Linked DNA regions of Homo sapiens: regions 2 and 3 are each linked to region 1. Evidence: read pairs that join two places in POLR2A ChIA-PET (ENCODE). Cell type or tissue: A673. All regions are shown on one strand. Region 1 overlaps MRC2 (mannose receptor C-type 2). Region 2 overlaps MARCHF10 (membrane associated ring-CH-type finger 10). Region 3 has its middle 40 kb from the start of MED13.

What was found. Peaks named below come from ENCODE experiments on the same cell type or tissue, not always from the same donor. Only the 100,000 strongest peaks of a DNase experiment are listed, where the experiment ranks them.
Region 2: POLR2A ChIA-PET joins it to region 1 with 8 read pairs; 3 of 35 experiments call an interaction of 5 or more read pairs at or near these places.
Region 3: POLR2A ChIA-PET joins it to region 1 with 9 read pairs; 2 of 35 experiments call an interaction of 5 or more read pairs at or near these places.

Annotation. Positions count from the first base shown.
Region 1 is chr17:62,631,850-62,636,849 of GRCh38, forward strand. The region is part of intron 1 of MRC2 (mannose receptor C-type 2); the gene reads left to right. Among named protein-coding and RNA genes, the nearest start is that of MRC2, 6.7 kb to the left of the region's middle. In A673, no CTCF peak of the experiment used is centred here; a DNase peak (open chromatin) is centred at 1,932; H3K4me3 peaks cover 236 bases; H3K27ac peaks cover 2,298 bases.
Region 2 is chr17:62,744,177-62,749,176 of GRCh38, forward strand. MARCHF10 (membrane associated ring-CH-type finger 10) reads right to left here. Exons shown (of 11, transcript NM_152598.4): 5 at 200-352. Among named protein-coding and RNA genes, the nearest start is that of MARCHF10-AS1, 40 kb to the left of the region's middle. In A673, no CTCF peak of the experiment used is centred here; no DNase peak of the experiment used is centred here.
Region 3 is chr17:62,102,708-62,107,707 of GRCh38, forward strand. No RefSeq gene overlaps it. Among named protein-coding and RNA genes, the nearest start is that of MED13, 40 kb to the left of the region's middle. RefSeq lists an enhancer at 3,897-4,459. In A673, no CTCF peak of the experiment used is centred here; no DNase peak of the experiment used is centred here.

The sequences.
Region 1 (5,000 bases):
TCATTCATTCCTTCAGTGGGTGTCTGCTGAGCTCCTGCAGAACTGAAGTAGAGATGGCCATGGCCTATTCTTTATTTGAGACCTCCCCACCGTGTCTCCAGTGGGGGTCCCTGGACTTGGAAGGCCTGAGCACTGCTGATAGGAAGCGTGTCTTCCTGTTCAGGCCTACGTGAGATGGGAGGGGGCCGCTTTCCCACGCCTGGGTCCTGTGAATCTGGGTGGGGTGGGCCAGTGGGGTGGTGACGCGCTCCTGGAGCTCACCCTGGGCCCTGCAGATCTGTCACTCTTCAGCTAGGGGTTGTACCAGTAAACGGCAGCTGGATGAGGGCTGTCCAGTGGCACCTGTGACACCGGGGTCTGCCGGGGTCCACCAGCTGCAGCCCTTTAGGAAACAGATTGGGTCGACCCCCTCAACTGCACACTGTGGCCCCTCGTGGAATTCCACCGGTTGTTTCCCTTCTTGCACTTCCCCCTGGCCCCTCGTCTCTCCTTCCGCCGCTGGGCACCAGCCTCTTGGCTCTGCACTCTCACAGCGCAGACCCTTCCACCTGCGCTCTGCTCCCCTCAGCCTCCCACTCCTCCTGATTTCTCTTTCTCTGACTGTGCATTCTGCCCTCCGCAGCTCTGGTTTTTGTTGTAGAAGAAGGACCAACTTCTTCCTAGTTTCCCCGGCCCCCCATGCCTCTGGTCTCTTGTCCTGCCCCAGCTTTCTCCACCTCCAGGCTTCTGCCCACGCACGATCACTTTGCCTGGTGTGCCTCCCCTCCCCTCTTCTTTCCCACCTTCCAGTGACCCTTCCTTCGAGACTCAAGGATCCTGGGGAGGACGCTGAGGGAGCCTGGTCCCTGCCTCTTGGGCTGACCTGGGGTGACGAGAGACAAGCACACAGACATGGCCCATGGTGACAAATCCCAGATTGGATGGGTGGCCTCTCTGTTTATCTCCTTCCCAGGGATCACCTCAGGAGGGCACATGTAGGGAACACTATAGCCAGCCTTCCTCAGCCTTCCCCAGCCTTCCCTGAAGGCAGCCGGGTGCGAGGCTGAGCAGTGGCCCCTTCCTCCTGTAGATGAGGCAGGAGTGTGGGCATGGCTGGCAGTGTTTCCCCCCGTCAGTCCTCTGGAAATGTAAATAGGGACAGAGTCGGTGGGACCAGGATTGATGGCACTCACCAGCTATGTGACCTCAGGCAGAGGCTCAAGTGTCTTCATTTATAAGATGGGAAAAATCAATACCTCTTGTAGAGGTATTATAAGATTACATACAAATGAGATCATGAACGTATGAGATATGTCCCTGGTACACTACTGGGCACAGAATAATTTCTTAGCAAACAATACTAAATTATTGCTATTTTTATTAGAAGAGAAAGGGTGGGTGAGGTGGCTCATGCCTGTAATCCCAGCACTTTGGGAGGCCGAGGCGGGTGGATCATGAAGTCAGGAGATCGAGATCATCCTGGCTAACACGGTGAAACCCCATCTCTACTAAAAATACAAAAAATTAGCTGGGTGTGATGTGGGGGCGCCTGTAGTCCCAGCTACTCAGGAGGCTGAGGCAGGGGAATTGCTTGAACCCAGGAGGCGGAGATTGCAGTGAGCCAAGATCATGCCACTGCACTGCAGCCTGGGCAACAGAGCGGGACTCCGTCTCAAAAAAAAAAAAAAAAAAAAGAGAAAACATGACTATCAAGGTTCCCAAATATGATAAAACACAGTCTTCAATATACAAAATCCTGCTGGACACGGTGGCCCATGCCTGTAATCCTGGCTTGAGCCCAGGAGTTCAAGACCAACTTGGGCAACATGACGAAACCCAGTCACTACAGAAAAAAAAAAAAAAAAAGCTGGGTGTCCTGGCTCATTCCTGTAGTCCCAGCTACTGGGCAGGCTGAGATGGGAGGATTGCTTGAGCACAGGAGGTTGAGGCTGTAGTGAGCCACGATTGCATCATTGCATTCCAGCCTGAGTGACAGAGTGAGACCCTGTCTCAAAAAAAAAAAAAAAAAAAAAAAAAAAAAAAAAAAAAAAAAATCCTAACTACAGCTGTCACCAGAAAGGAGGTCCAATCCAGACCCCAAGAGAGGGAACTCACGCAAGAAAGAATTTGAGGCGAATCCATAGGGAATAGTGAAAGCAGGCTTAATAGGAAAGTAAAGGAATAAAGAATGGCTACTCCATAGGCAGAGGAGTAGCACTGACGGCTCAGCTGCTTATACAATTGTTACTTCTTGATGATATGCTAAACAAGGGGTGGATTATTCATGAGTTTTCTGGGAAAGGGGTGGGCAATTCCCGGAACTGAGGGAGTCTTCCCTTTTTAGACCCTATAAGGTAATTTCTTGACGTTGCCATGACATTTGTAAACTGTCGTGGCGCTGATAGGAGTATCTTTTAGCATGCCAATGCGTTATAATTAGTGTATAAAAAAATGGGCAGTGAGAATGACCACAAGTCATTTTTTTTTTTTGAGATGGAGTCTCACTCTGTTGCCCAGGCTGAAGTGCGATGGCGTGGTCTTGGCTCACTGCAACCTCTGCCTCCCAGGTTCAAGCAATTCTCCTGCCTCAGCCTCCCAAGTAGCTGGGACTGTAGGCATGTGCCACTACACGTGGCTAATGTTTGTACTTTTAGTAGAGATGGGATTTTACCATGTTGACCAGGCTGGTCTTGAACTCCTGACCTCATGATCTGCCTGCCTCAGCCTCCCAAAGTGCTGGGATTACAGGCGTGAGCCACCACGCCTAGCCCAGAGATCACTTTTGTCACCTTTTAGTTTTGGTGGGATTTGGGTGGCTTCTATACTGCGTGCTGTTTTTTCAGCAAGGTCTTTGTGACCTGTGTCTTGTGTTGACCTCCGGTGTCATCCTGTGGCTTAGAATGCCTAACCTCTTGGGAACGCAGCCCAGGAGTTCCCAGCCTCGTTTTACCCAGCCCCTTTTAAAGATGGAGTTGCTCTGGTTTGAACACCTCTGATACAACTTTTTTTTTTTTTTTTTTAGGACGGAGTCTCCCTCTGTCACCCAGGCTGGAGTGCAGTGGCACAATCTTGGCTCACCACAACTTCCACCTTCCGAGTTCAGGCGATTCTCTTGCCTCAGCTTCCCAAGTAGCTGGGACTACAGGCACGTGCCACCACGCCCAGCTAATTTTTGTAGTTTTAGTGGAGACGGGGTTTTACCATGTTGGCCAGACGGGTCTTGAACTCCTGACCTCAGGCGATCCACCCGCCTTGGCCTCCCAAAGTGCTGGGATTACAGAAGTGCACCACCATGCCCAGCCCCATTGTTTTTTTTTTAAATTGAAGCAGGTCTGAACCTGTTACTTCATTGCTATTTTTCTCTTTTTTTTTTTTTTTTTTTTTCAGAAATAGCCTCAATCAGAGGCATTACTTCTTCGTGACACTTTGCTAACTACTGTAAGTGCCAAAAAGTAATCATAGTTTTTCTGAAAGTAAAAGAAATACCAAAGAAAAAAAATCCCACCCTCAATGGTCCTACCCCCTAAAGCCCCTCAATTTATCACCATCCTCTTTATCACCTTCCTCTTCATCCTTACACTTCTCTATTTAACCTTCATTTAGGGAAGGATAAGGAGCTTCCTGGGACTCTGGAATAAAACCAAGACAGACTAGGGAACACTGGGATGGTTGGGCATACCTCTCCCCTTTTTGCCTCTAGTTGCCTTTAGCCTACTGTCTGAGGGACTGCCTCCCAAGGGTCATACTGATGAGGCTCCCTAATTACTAAATTAAGTGACCTTTCTTAGGCCTCACCTTGCAGCATGCATGCTGTTCATTGGCCTCAATTGTAAGAATGGGCCAGGCATGGTGGCTCATGCCTGTTACTCCAGTGCGTTTGGAGGCCACGGGAGGAGAGACTGCTTGAGGCCAGGAGTTTGAGACCAGCTGGGGCAACATAACAAGACCCTGTGTCTAGAATTTTTTTTTTTTTTTCTGAGACGGAGTCTCGCTCTGTTGCCCAGGCTGGAGTGCAGTGGCACGATCTCCACTCACTGCAAGCTCTGCCTCCCCGGTTCACGCAATTCTCCTGCCTCAGCCTCCCGAGTAGCTGGGACTACAGGCGCCCGCCACCACGCCCGGCTAATTTTTTGTGTTTTTAGTAGAGACAGGGTTTCACTGTGTTAGCCAGGATGGTCTCAATCTCCTGACCTCGTGATCCACCTGCCTCGGCCTCCCAAAGTGCTAGGATTACAGGCGTGAGCCACCGCGCCCGGCCAATTTTTTTTTTTTTAAATTAGCTGGGCACAGTGGTGCGTGCCTGTAGTCTCAGCTACTCAGGAGGCTGAGGCAGGAGGATTACTTGAGCCCAGGAGTTGGAGGCTGCAGTGAGCTATGATTGCACCACTGCACAACCTGGGCAACAGAGTGAGACCCTGTCGCAAAAAAAAAAAAAAGTAAAAATGCATGCTCAGTGGAAAACATTCAAACCATACACAAGTAAGTGCAAAAAAATGTGAAGTCCACTCCCTTACACTACACTGATTACACACTAGCACAGGCCACAGTCTACCACTGGTAGATTCTGTGGGTAATCTTCCCAACCAAGATTCCCCAATGAAGATTAGTAGTAGTTCATTGGGTAATCTTCTGATTTTTTTTTTTTTTTTTTTTTTTTTGAGACGGAGTCTCGCTCTGTCGCCCAGGCTGGAGTGCAGCGGCGGGATCTCGGCTCACTGCAAGCTCCACCTCCCAGGTTCACGCCATTCTCCCACCTCAGCCTCCCGAGTAGCTGGGATTACAGGCACTCACCACCACGCCTGGCTAATTTTGTTTTTGAATTTTTAGTAGAGACGGGGTTTCACCGTGTTAGCCAGGATGGTCTCAACCTCCTGACCTCGTGATCCGCCCGCCTCAGCCTCCCAAGTGCTGCGATTACAGGCGTGAGTCACAGCACCTGGCCTGTCGTTGTTTTTTAACTAAAGACAGAGTCTCACTATGTTGCCCAGGCCTGGCTTTGAACTTCTGGGCTCATGCGATTC
Region 2 (5,000 bases), 110 kb after region 1:
CCAGCCTCTCTTGGAGGAAAAAAAACGCCAAAAGCCCTAGGATCATACAATTTGCTTTTAAAGCTGTTTCATTTTAAGGTACATGCACCTCATTTACTTAAAAGTACAAGTATCTAAAAACCATAAAGAATTCACCGGGTAACAGCAAAAATCAGTCCTCCTCTCCAAGGACAAAGGTTCGGGAGCCCCGGGTCCTTACCTGCTCCCCTGGGAACCGGCACCTTTGCAGGCCACTGCTGTTTCTGTCTGCTTCTGTCCCCAGATGCTCTCGGGCTGTGCGATTCTGGGCTGACTGTAAATCTCCTCAGGTTTGGCTTCCTCTTTCTTAATAAAACCATTGGTGCTTGGTCTGCTGAAAGATGCAAAGTCTTTTCAATAATTATTTTGTTTACAGGAAAATGTCTTCCATATAAAGAACGTTCAAAGGGCCCAGCAATGTTTGGGGGTGGGGTTAGGTGGAAGGGCAGTCAAGAGAAGGGACCCAGGAGGTCACAGAAGAGCTGGATTTGAAATCTGGTTTCATGTAACCATGTGAGCTTGGGAAAATCACTTCACCTCTCCAAGCCTCAGTTTCCCTACCTGCTACATGGAAATAATCATGCCTCCTTCATAGGATCACCTGAGGTCAGGAGTTTGAGACCAGCATGGCCAACATGGTGAAACCCCATCTCTACAAAAATACAAAAATTAGCTGGGCATGGTGGCGCATGCCTGTAGTCCCGGAGGCTGAGGCAGGAGAATTGCTTGAACCTGGGAGGCGGAGCTTGCAGTGAGCCGAGATGGTGCCACTGCACTCCAGCCTGGGCAACACAGCAAGACTCCATCTCAAAAAAAAAAAAAAAAGCCTCCTTCATAAGCACCCATGATGCCTGCGATGCAGAGGCCGAAGGTAGGGATCTTTCCTTTTGCTAAGAAGTTTTGTCTTTTTTTCTTTTTTTTTTTTTAAGATGGAGTCTTGCTCTTGTTGCCTAGAGTGGAGTGCAGTGGCATGATCTTGGCTCACTGCAGTCTCTGCCTCCCAGGTGCAAGCGATTCTCCTGCCTCAGCCTCCTCAGTAGCTGGGATTATAGGTGCCTGCCACCATGCCCAGCTAATTTTCGTATTTTTAGTAGAGACAGGGTTTCACCATGTTGGCCATGCTGGTCTCAAAGTCCTGACCTCAAGTGATCTACTCAGCTTGGCCTCCCAAAGTGCTGGGATTACAGGCATGAGCCACTGCGCCCAGCCTTGCTAAGAAGTTTCTAGGTTCCAATCCATAGGTGTTGGGATATGCCCGCTAGCAACACTGTCAAGAGCCTTCTACAGTTGGGACACGCAATGGCCCTGCCTCCCAAGTGCTCATCCAGGTTTGAATCACAACATATTTTGTATAATACCTGCATATTTATATCCTCAGGTTTATTAGCAAACATGCCCGTACAGAAAGGTTGCAAGCATCTGGGAACCGTATGCCTTTCTCTTTCCTGTCCCCTACCCTCCACTGTGTTGGGACGATATTCATAGGAAGACAGTAGCTGGGGTGCTATTGTGGACCTAGTTTCCAATGAACATTATCTTTTTAATCTACATTTTGAATTGGGTTGCTAATTGATACAGTTTTGAGTTTCCTCTTCACATGTATTTAGCGTCAGTGCACGTGAATGTGGAGGAAAAGTTCTAGTATATACCATGCATCTCTACAAGTTCTTGGGTTTACAAGGCAGTTACATCGTGAATATCTGGACGAAATTCCCCAAGATCATTTGTCTGGCTCATCTTCTTTAGACAGTTTGGAAATTTCACAAATAGATGTAGCCAGCTGGTAACATAGGGATAAAGCCGGGGAAAGCCCCCGACTTGTGTGTGAGAGCACAGCCTTTTTTGGCACATGAGGCAACTGGAGTCATGTTCCAGAGTGTAAGTTGTAGTCGTGTGAATAGTTTTCCTCCAGATTCAGGAAGGGAATTAAAGTTCTTTCTGGCAGCCCATGAAACCTAATTTAATACAATGACTAGGTCTACTTACTTCTGACGGGCCCCAGGAGGGCATGGCAGTGGGTCCTGCAGGCCAAGACAGAGAGGATCATGCCCCGCAGGGAACTTACTAGAAGAGGGAAGCTGCTGGTGGTGTCGGAGCAACTTGGGGCAAGTTGGTGGAGCCCAGAGAAGTTGTAGGTGTGAAAGGAGAGAGTGAAAGTTCTCTGGAAAATGAGAAGATAGTCTTGGGATGGCGTAGGATGTTGATTAGACATGATTTTGCTGATCAAAAAGGGGGTGAGAGGAGGAAGGTGAGAGAGTGAGAGACAGAAAGACAGAGAGAGAGAGAGGGATCAGGTGTTTTACACTAAGGGATCCATCACTGAGGGAAGGAGGGAAGCATTTTCCCACTACCAAAAGTTGCATTCCTTGAACATAGAAGCTTCTCCCTTATCACCTGAGACCTCAGACCCCCTCAGTTCTCAGAAGTCCTGCCTCCTGCTTTCCAACTCATGGAGAGAAGAGGAAGAAACAGAAGAAGGGCCAGGGAAGGGGCAGGCGTGGGGCTCAGGCCAAGTCTAGAAGGTCAGGACCTGGCCCCAAGGTCCTGAGGATAAGAATTTCACTTTGATTTCCAGCAGGAATCCCAGCAGAATATTCAAAGTTCCCACGCACCCCAGGCAGCAGAACTTCACACTGCCCAGAGGCCACTGAGCCCCGCCACTGCATTCACCTTCACAGGGAGGGATGCTTCTGCTCATGGGACCTTTCTTCCCCAGACTGCACCAGCCAGAAGGTCCTCCGAGGTCTGTTTCCGGTTTATTCCACCAAGTCGGCTCTGACTCTGCTTTGGAAAAAACCCTTACTTTCAGCGTTTTTAAAAAATGGCCTTTAGTGTTTAAATATTCTAAAATTGCTTAATGAGTATGTCTTTTCTCTCCAACTAGCCTGCACGCTCCTTAAGAATGAGGATCGTCTCTCAGCCAGTCTACACGTTGCCTCATACTGCTGTGCAGGACAAGTATTAATTGCCTTGTCGTGCAGGACAAATATTAGTATGATTTGTGAGGCTTGAGAAGATGCATTCAGCCCAACTACAGGGGAACTTCAAAACTAGAACACATTTTTTTGTTGTGCAGAACGCCCAAGATGGCTTAAGATAAAAGGTTATTTAATTTGTTTTCTTGTTCAAAAAAACTGCTTTCTTCAAAGCATCAGATCTCTTAAATGATTGCCAAAACCATTACCATGTGTCCTCTAATCAAGTTCTCAGCAAACTAAAATAATAAAGCTGAACAACTGGAGATTGTTGTACTAGGCCTGGCAGTGAAGAAATCGCTGCTATTAGTGTAGGCAGGATCCTCTGACCTTTGGCAACTTTAACCTCAGTTTCTGCAACTGTAAAATGGTCCATCTTGTTACTGTGAAGTTTAGCAAAAATGTACATAAATGGCCTAACTGGTTCATGCTAGGTGCTAATAATGGTAGCTGCTTCTTCTACTGTAAAGAATACTACCACTACTACTGAGAATAATAATGGGAAATCTGAAGTCATTCCCATGAGACAACTGAATTTGACCAGAAACTCATTGTTATGCAGACTTCACAGGTTGGCAATAACTTATTCAATAGCCTTCATTCCGGTGTAGTTCTTGTTGATTCTCTCCCTCAATCCTTCTTTTATAAAATCCAAAAGGCAAATAGCAACTCTTTATATTATGATTTGTTCAACAAATACCTGTGTGCCTTTGCTATGCTATAATTTGAGGGTTCACAAAGATGAACAAGATGTTGCCTCATGACCTTAAAGATTATTATAATCTAATTTGGCTGCACTGCTGACTTCTTCCCTGTGATACCCTTTTGGTTCCATGGAAAACAAAACTCTTGCAAAATATTTTCTCTTCTCTGTCTGTAAGTGCAGTCACAAATGAGGTGACCTAGATTGCACAGTTTGTGTGTACATGGGTTTAAGAGTTTCTAGGTCCAGGCACGGTGGCTCACGCCTGTAATCCCAGCACTTTAGGAGGCCAAGGTGGGTGGATCACGAGGTCAGGAGTTCAAGCCCAGCCTGGACAAAATAGTGAAACCCCGTCTCTACTAAAAATACAAAATATTAGTTGGGCATGGTGGCACGCACCTGTAATCCCAGCTACTACGGAGGCTGAGGCAGGAGAATCACTTGAACCTGGGAGGCGGAGGTTGCAGTGAGCCGAGATCACACCACTGCACTCCAGCCTCCAGGCCGGGCGACAGTGCAAGGCTCCATCTCAAAAACAAACAAACAAACAAACAAACAAACAAAAAAGAGATTCTAACATTCAGCCAGGCATGGTGGCTCATGTCTGTAATCCTAACACTTTGGGAGGCCGAGGCAGGAAGATCACTTGAGCCCAGGAGTTTGAGACCAGCCTGGGCAACAAAGTGAGACTCCTGTCTCTACAAAAAAAGAAATAAAAAATATTAGCTGGGTGTGCTGGCACATACCTGTGGTCCTGGCTACATGGGAGGCTGAGGCAAGAGGACCATTTGAGCCCCAGGAGGTCGAGGCTGCAGTGAGCTGTGTTTGCACCACTGCACTCCAGCCTGGGCAAGAGCACGACATTGTCTAGAAAAAGAGTTTCGAACCCTCAATTTGTATACCAAGTTCCCATCACTTCACTTGCATGAAAAGTGAATCAAATTTCAGACCTTTGGGGGCTAGGATGGGTCTTTACCATGTCCATGGATTCATAATCTGCAGGAAGACCAAGTCCTATTTACCCTGGACGATGAAATTACCTTCCTTTTCAGGTAGCAGGACAAGCCCTTTGCCTTACAGAAAAGGAAGGGGTTTGTGTTCAGGAGTTTCACTGCCAGGTAACTCAATATCCTGTTTATCAATGAATTTTGGGAAGACTTTGGTTTGCTTTGGACAACATACAGACCCCCTACTTCCAGGATCTGAGAAAGGTGATGCCTCCAGTTTTAAAGAAACCAAACAGCTGTTTAGATTAAAGGCATCTGCCTCTGTTCTCTTGACAATGTTGGGAAACTGTGATTGTC
Region 3 (5,000 bases), 530 kb before region 1:
GAAACTTTCTCACTATATCCAGAGCCCCAGCCTCAGTGGTAGAGGACAATGACATGTGGTGGTCCTGTTGGCCTGGAGGAGTAGCGAGGATTCAAGATTAGAGCCTGGGATAGTCACAGAGGCCGTTGAAGGACAGCATGAGTCCCTGGGACGCTCAGGACTAGATCCACTTTGGGCAGTTGGGGCTTCGAGCCCTAGTGCCACACAGGGCTTATTTTGGTAAAGCACTCTGATTGGGACAATACCTTTCCTCTATGGTGTACAGTCTTGATGGGACTAGAAATCAAACTGCCTTGTTCTTTCCTAGCCAGGGAGCGAGGTGAACAGACTGTTTCCTTAGATTTGAATCTTAGGGCTGGGCACGGTGGCTCACACCTGTAATCCTAGCACTTTGGGAGGCTAAGGCTGATGGATCACTTGAGCACAGGAGTTTGAGACCAGCCTGAGCAACATGGCGAAACCCTGGCTCTACAAAAAAAATACAAAAAAATTAGCTGGGCCTGGTGGCGTGCACCTGTAGTCCCAGCTACCTGCGGGGCTGAGGTGAGAGGATCGCTTTAGCCCAGGAGGTCAAGGTTGCAGTGAGCCGAGATCACACCACTGCACTCCACCCTGGGTGACAAAGTGAGGCGCTGTCTCAGAAAAAAAAAAAAAAGATTTGAATCTTGAATGGCACGACCTAGACACTAAAAGCTGGTTGGCACCTATTGTCCCAGCGTTGTGCCCCCAGCCACCTTAACCTCTAGAGTTGCCCGGCTTCCTGTCCTCCAAGCAGACTCTCTAGCTTTCCCATGAGTCCCATCTGCTACCTATTATCCTCCCAAAACAGTTCTCTCCTACTCAAGTCATCCAGTCTGTTTCTGTTTTGTATGATTGAAGAACTCTCACTAATACAGACTCTGATGGCAGAAGGTTGATCAAGGAAAATCTGCCAGTACAATTTGTAAAGCAACTCAAAGCCTAAATCAGCAGAAGGAATAGTTATAGCATATCATCTTCAGATACAAAAATGACAGTTCATATCTTTCAGATGTGATGAGCTCAACTTTACCTGATATGTTCACAATGTCAAGTTCAAATTTAAAAAACAAAAAACAAGCAAACAATAAAACCCTTTTGGCCAGGCACAGTGGCTAATGCCTGTAATCCCAGCACTTTGGGAGGCCGAGGCAGGCAGATAACTTGAGGCCAGGAGTTCGAGACCAGCCTGGTCAACACGGTGAAACCCCGTCTCTACTAAAAATACAACAAATTAGCGGGGCGTGGTGGTTCGTGACTGTGGTCCCGGCTGCTTGGGAGGCTGAGGCAGGAGAATTGCTTGAACCCGGGAGATGGAGGTTGCAGTGTGCTGAAATCATGCTACTGCCCTCCAGCCTGGGTGACAGAGCAAGACTCCGTCTAAAAAAATTAAAATAAAAATAAATTAGCCGGGCATGGTGGTATGTGCCTGTAGTCCTATCTACTTGGGAGGCTGAGGTGAGAGGATGGGTTGAGCCCAAGAGTTTGAAGTTACAGTGAGCTATGATCACACCACCGCAGTCCAGCCTGAACAACAGAGTGAGACCTCTGTTGTTTAGAGTGAGACCTCTGTTGTTTAGAGTTCTCTGTTGTTTAGAGTGAGACCTCTAAAAACTATTTTTTTTTTTTACCTGAGAAGGCAAAGATGGATGGGTAGAGGGAAGGTTAATATAAATATTATTCTGGGAACAAGTTACGAATTCCTAGCCCTGCATCATGCAATTTACTCTGATGACATGATAAATATGTTGGCTGTATTCAATGGTAACTATGGTTTTGTCTCATTTATTTTGGGAAATAAATATATTCATTTATATTAATAGAAAGATTTTTAGGAAAACAGGCAAATTGCAATTCCATTCCTTTGTTATCATTTAAAATAACTGAGTTAAGATTCAATGGTAGTTTAAAAATAACAATGGAGAAAAATGTGTCTGGAAATGGCCAGTTGGCCAAATGAAGTGAAGTATGTTTCAATTCAACTAGTTGGCATTTTCTTTTTTTTTTTTCTCTTTTTTTTTTTTTTTCTTCTGAGATGGAGTTTTGTTCTTGTCACCCAGGCTGGAATGCTGGAATGGCGTGATCTCAGCTCAGTGCAACGTTTTCCTCCTTGTTTCAAGCAATTCTCCTGCCTCAGCCTCCCAAGTAGCTGGGATTACAGGCCTGCACCATGATGCCCAGCTAATTTTGTAGGCATTTTCTATTTGCTCCATGATTAGCAGACCGGGTGGCGGAGCTTGTCTGAGAAAGGGCAGGCTACTTTGTCCATCAATGCCTGGTGCAAAGACATGCCATCTACTGCACCGGATGATCATCTGGGCCTCAGGCTATGGGACAGCCTGATCCTCGGCCCATGGAGCAGCCTGGTCCTTAGTCACAGGACATGTTTCCCATCCCAGGGGAGCTCAGGTTTGTGGGTTCCACTCTTGAGATCTAAACAACAATGGACTCAGGGGGCTCAGGCAGCTTTCTCTGATCCAGTTTGTCTCTCTCCCACCTGAGTTGAGGCCACTGCAGCATAGATAAAAACTAGGGACACTCAATGTTCATGCTGCCTCTCAATTCTTATCTTCCACTGGAGGCCCAGGACTCACCCTTGTCCTGGAAAAACCCCATTCCTTCTCCCCTTTGCTATGTTTCTGCCATCATCATAGCGTGTGCCTTCCCTCACCCTCACCCCCAACCAAACCCTATCTCACCCATGATCTCTGTTTCCAGAGTTCTGGCTCAGCACAAGTTGGAGCAAAGTGCTTTTAGACACAGAAGTGAAGCAGCTTCCCTGTTATGTAAATGGGATGATACAATAGATCTGGTGCCATGTGACAACCCTCCCCATATAGTCCCTTAAGAGGCAGAGGCAGAGACCTTAAGCAGCTGTCATTGACCCCCTCCTTTTCGTGACAGTTTTAGTCAGCCTCTCCACCTCCTTCTTCCCAGCCCCAGTGCCCTTTATGATAAAGAAAGGGTATGGGCCTGGGATGCGGGAGGTGGAGAGGCTGATTTAAGAGGCTTTCTGCCTCTATGGAATTACCACTTCTGAGTCCTCTATCTGAGATCTCTGTCTGCTCTGATTTCTAACTTCTAGCACAGGTCTTTACAAAATAAAAACTTCAAGGAGCCTACAACTTTATCCAGATTTGGAAGGAAAATGAGAGAAAAACTGCCTTATAGATTGGTAAGTCTAAATCATGGCATTGCCTTTTGCCTATGTAGAGTCTCAGTCATTTAAGGAATAGCATTGTGTGTGACTTTGGGGAGGTCATATGTACCTGCACAATCTCCTGAAATACTTTCCCAATCTGAACATAAGCCCAGGAGCCAGGTTCCTTGACCACTGGCCAAAGCGTCACTCCAAGCCAACTCCAAGAATTGGGCTAGAGAGCCCCATGGTTATCTACATCATGGCTGTAAACTTTGTACCCAGCCAGGTACAATTATTCCTGGGATTCTTACAGCCTTCTGCTTTTACTAAACCAAAATTTACCTTCTCAAAAGGAAGAAGTTTCCCTAGTTATAGAGTTAGATAAAGCACTCTAGCAGTTGAAGACTTACTTGTCTCTTTCCCAGCTTTGACTTACCTGGAAGCAAAAAGCCCTACACCATTGAAACCAACACCTTTAACAGTGCAGCAGGGTCATATGGCCCCAAGATAAGTGATCTGTGGCTCGGGCAACAGTCAGTCTCTGCAGAAGAAGCTAGGCTGGTTGATATCAACTAGCTGACATAAGAATGGGTTATCATTTACCATGGCCACCTTCGTGGTCTGGAAGCATCATCTCCAGGTATCCAGCATCCTGTAGTAATGTGTTTGGAACATTAGAGCCTGGTGCTGTTCAGACAGACCTAGATGAACACTTAAGTGTTTGGATTTTACTATCTCATAAACTTGGCAGTGAAATGGCCAGGTGACTTCTCTATTTCAAAACACTAGGGAGTAGAGGAAACATTTCTATTCTTGGAAATCCTCCTGTAGCTACAATAAATAAAAGCAAAATCCAAATGTCTGCGGTTCATAGTGCCTAGTACAGGCACCTAGCATAGAGCTAGAGTCACCCAGGAGTAAGTCGGGACACACCATGAGTCCTCTTTACCCAGACCAGTGGCTGTTTTTCCACAAGCAGGGAGCCCTGTCACAAGTACTTTGCCTTTCCATAAGAATACTGTAATTCTCACCTCATATATCTCAGAAGGAAACCCTGCTGATTTAGAGCATTAAATATAAGAAGATAACATCTTAAAATACTAGAAGAAAATATGATATTCATCTTGCTCTTAAAGAAAAACATTGTAATCATTAAGTCAATAGAAAAAAATGCCAAAATAAATAAATTCAGTTACATAAAAGAAATATATTAGCTACAGCAAGTTATCATAATAAAAATAAATGCTGGCCGGGTGTGGTGGCTCATGCCTGTAATCCCAGCACTTTGGGAGGCCAAGGCATACAGATCACTTGAGATCAGGAGTCCAAGACCAGCCTGGCCAACATGGTGAAACTCTGTCTCTACTAAAAATGCAAAAATTAGCCAGGCATGGTGGTGCACACCTATAATCCCAGCTACTAGGGAGGCTGAGGCGGGAGAATTGCTTGAACCCAGGCAGTGGAGGTTTCAGTGAGCCAAGATCACACCACTGTACTCCAACTTGGGCAACAGAGCAAAATTCCATCTGAAAAAAAAAATGCTCAGACTCTTTGAACTACTAATTTTAAGAATCTAATCAGAGGCCAGTCACAGTGGCTCACACCTGTAATCCCAGCACTTTGGGAGACCGAGGCAGGTGGATCACCTAAGGTCGGGAGTTCCAGACCAGCCTGACCAACATGGAGAAACCCTGTCTCTACTAAAACTACAATATTAGCCAGGCATGGCGACACATGCCTGTAATCCCAGCTACTTGGGAGGCTGAGGCAGGAGAATCACTTGAACCTGGGAGGCAGAGGTTGCGGTGAGCTGGGATTGTGCCATTGCACTCCAGCCTGG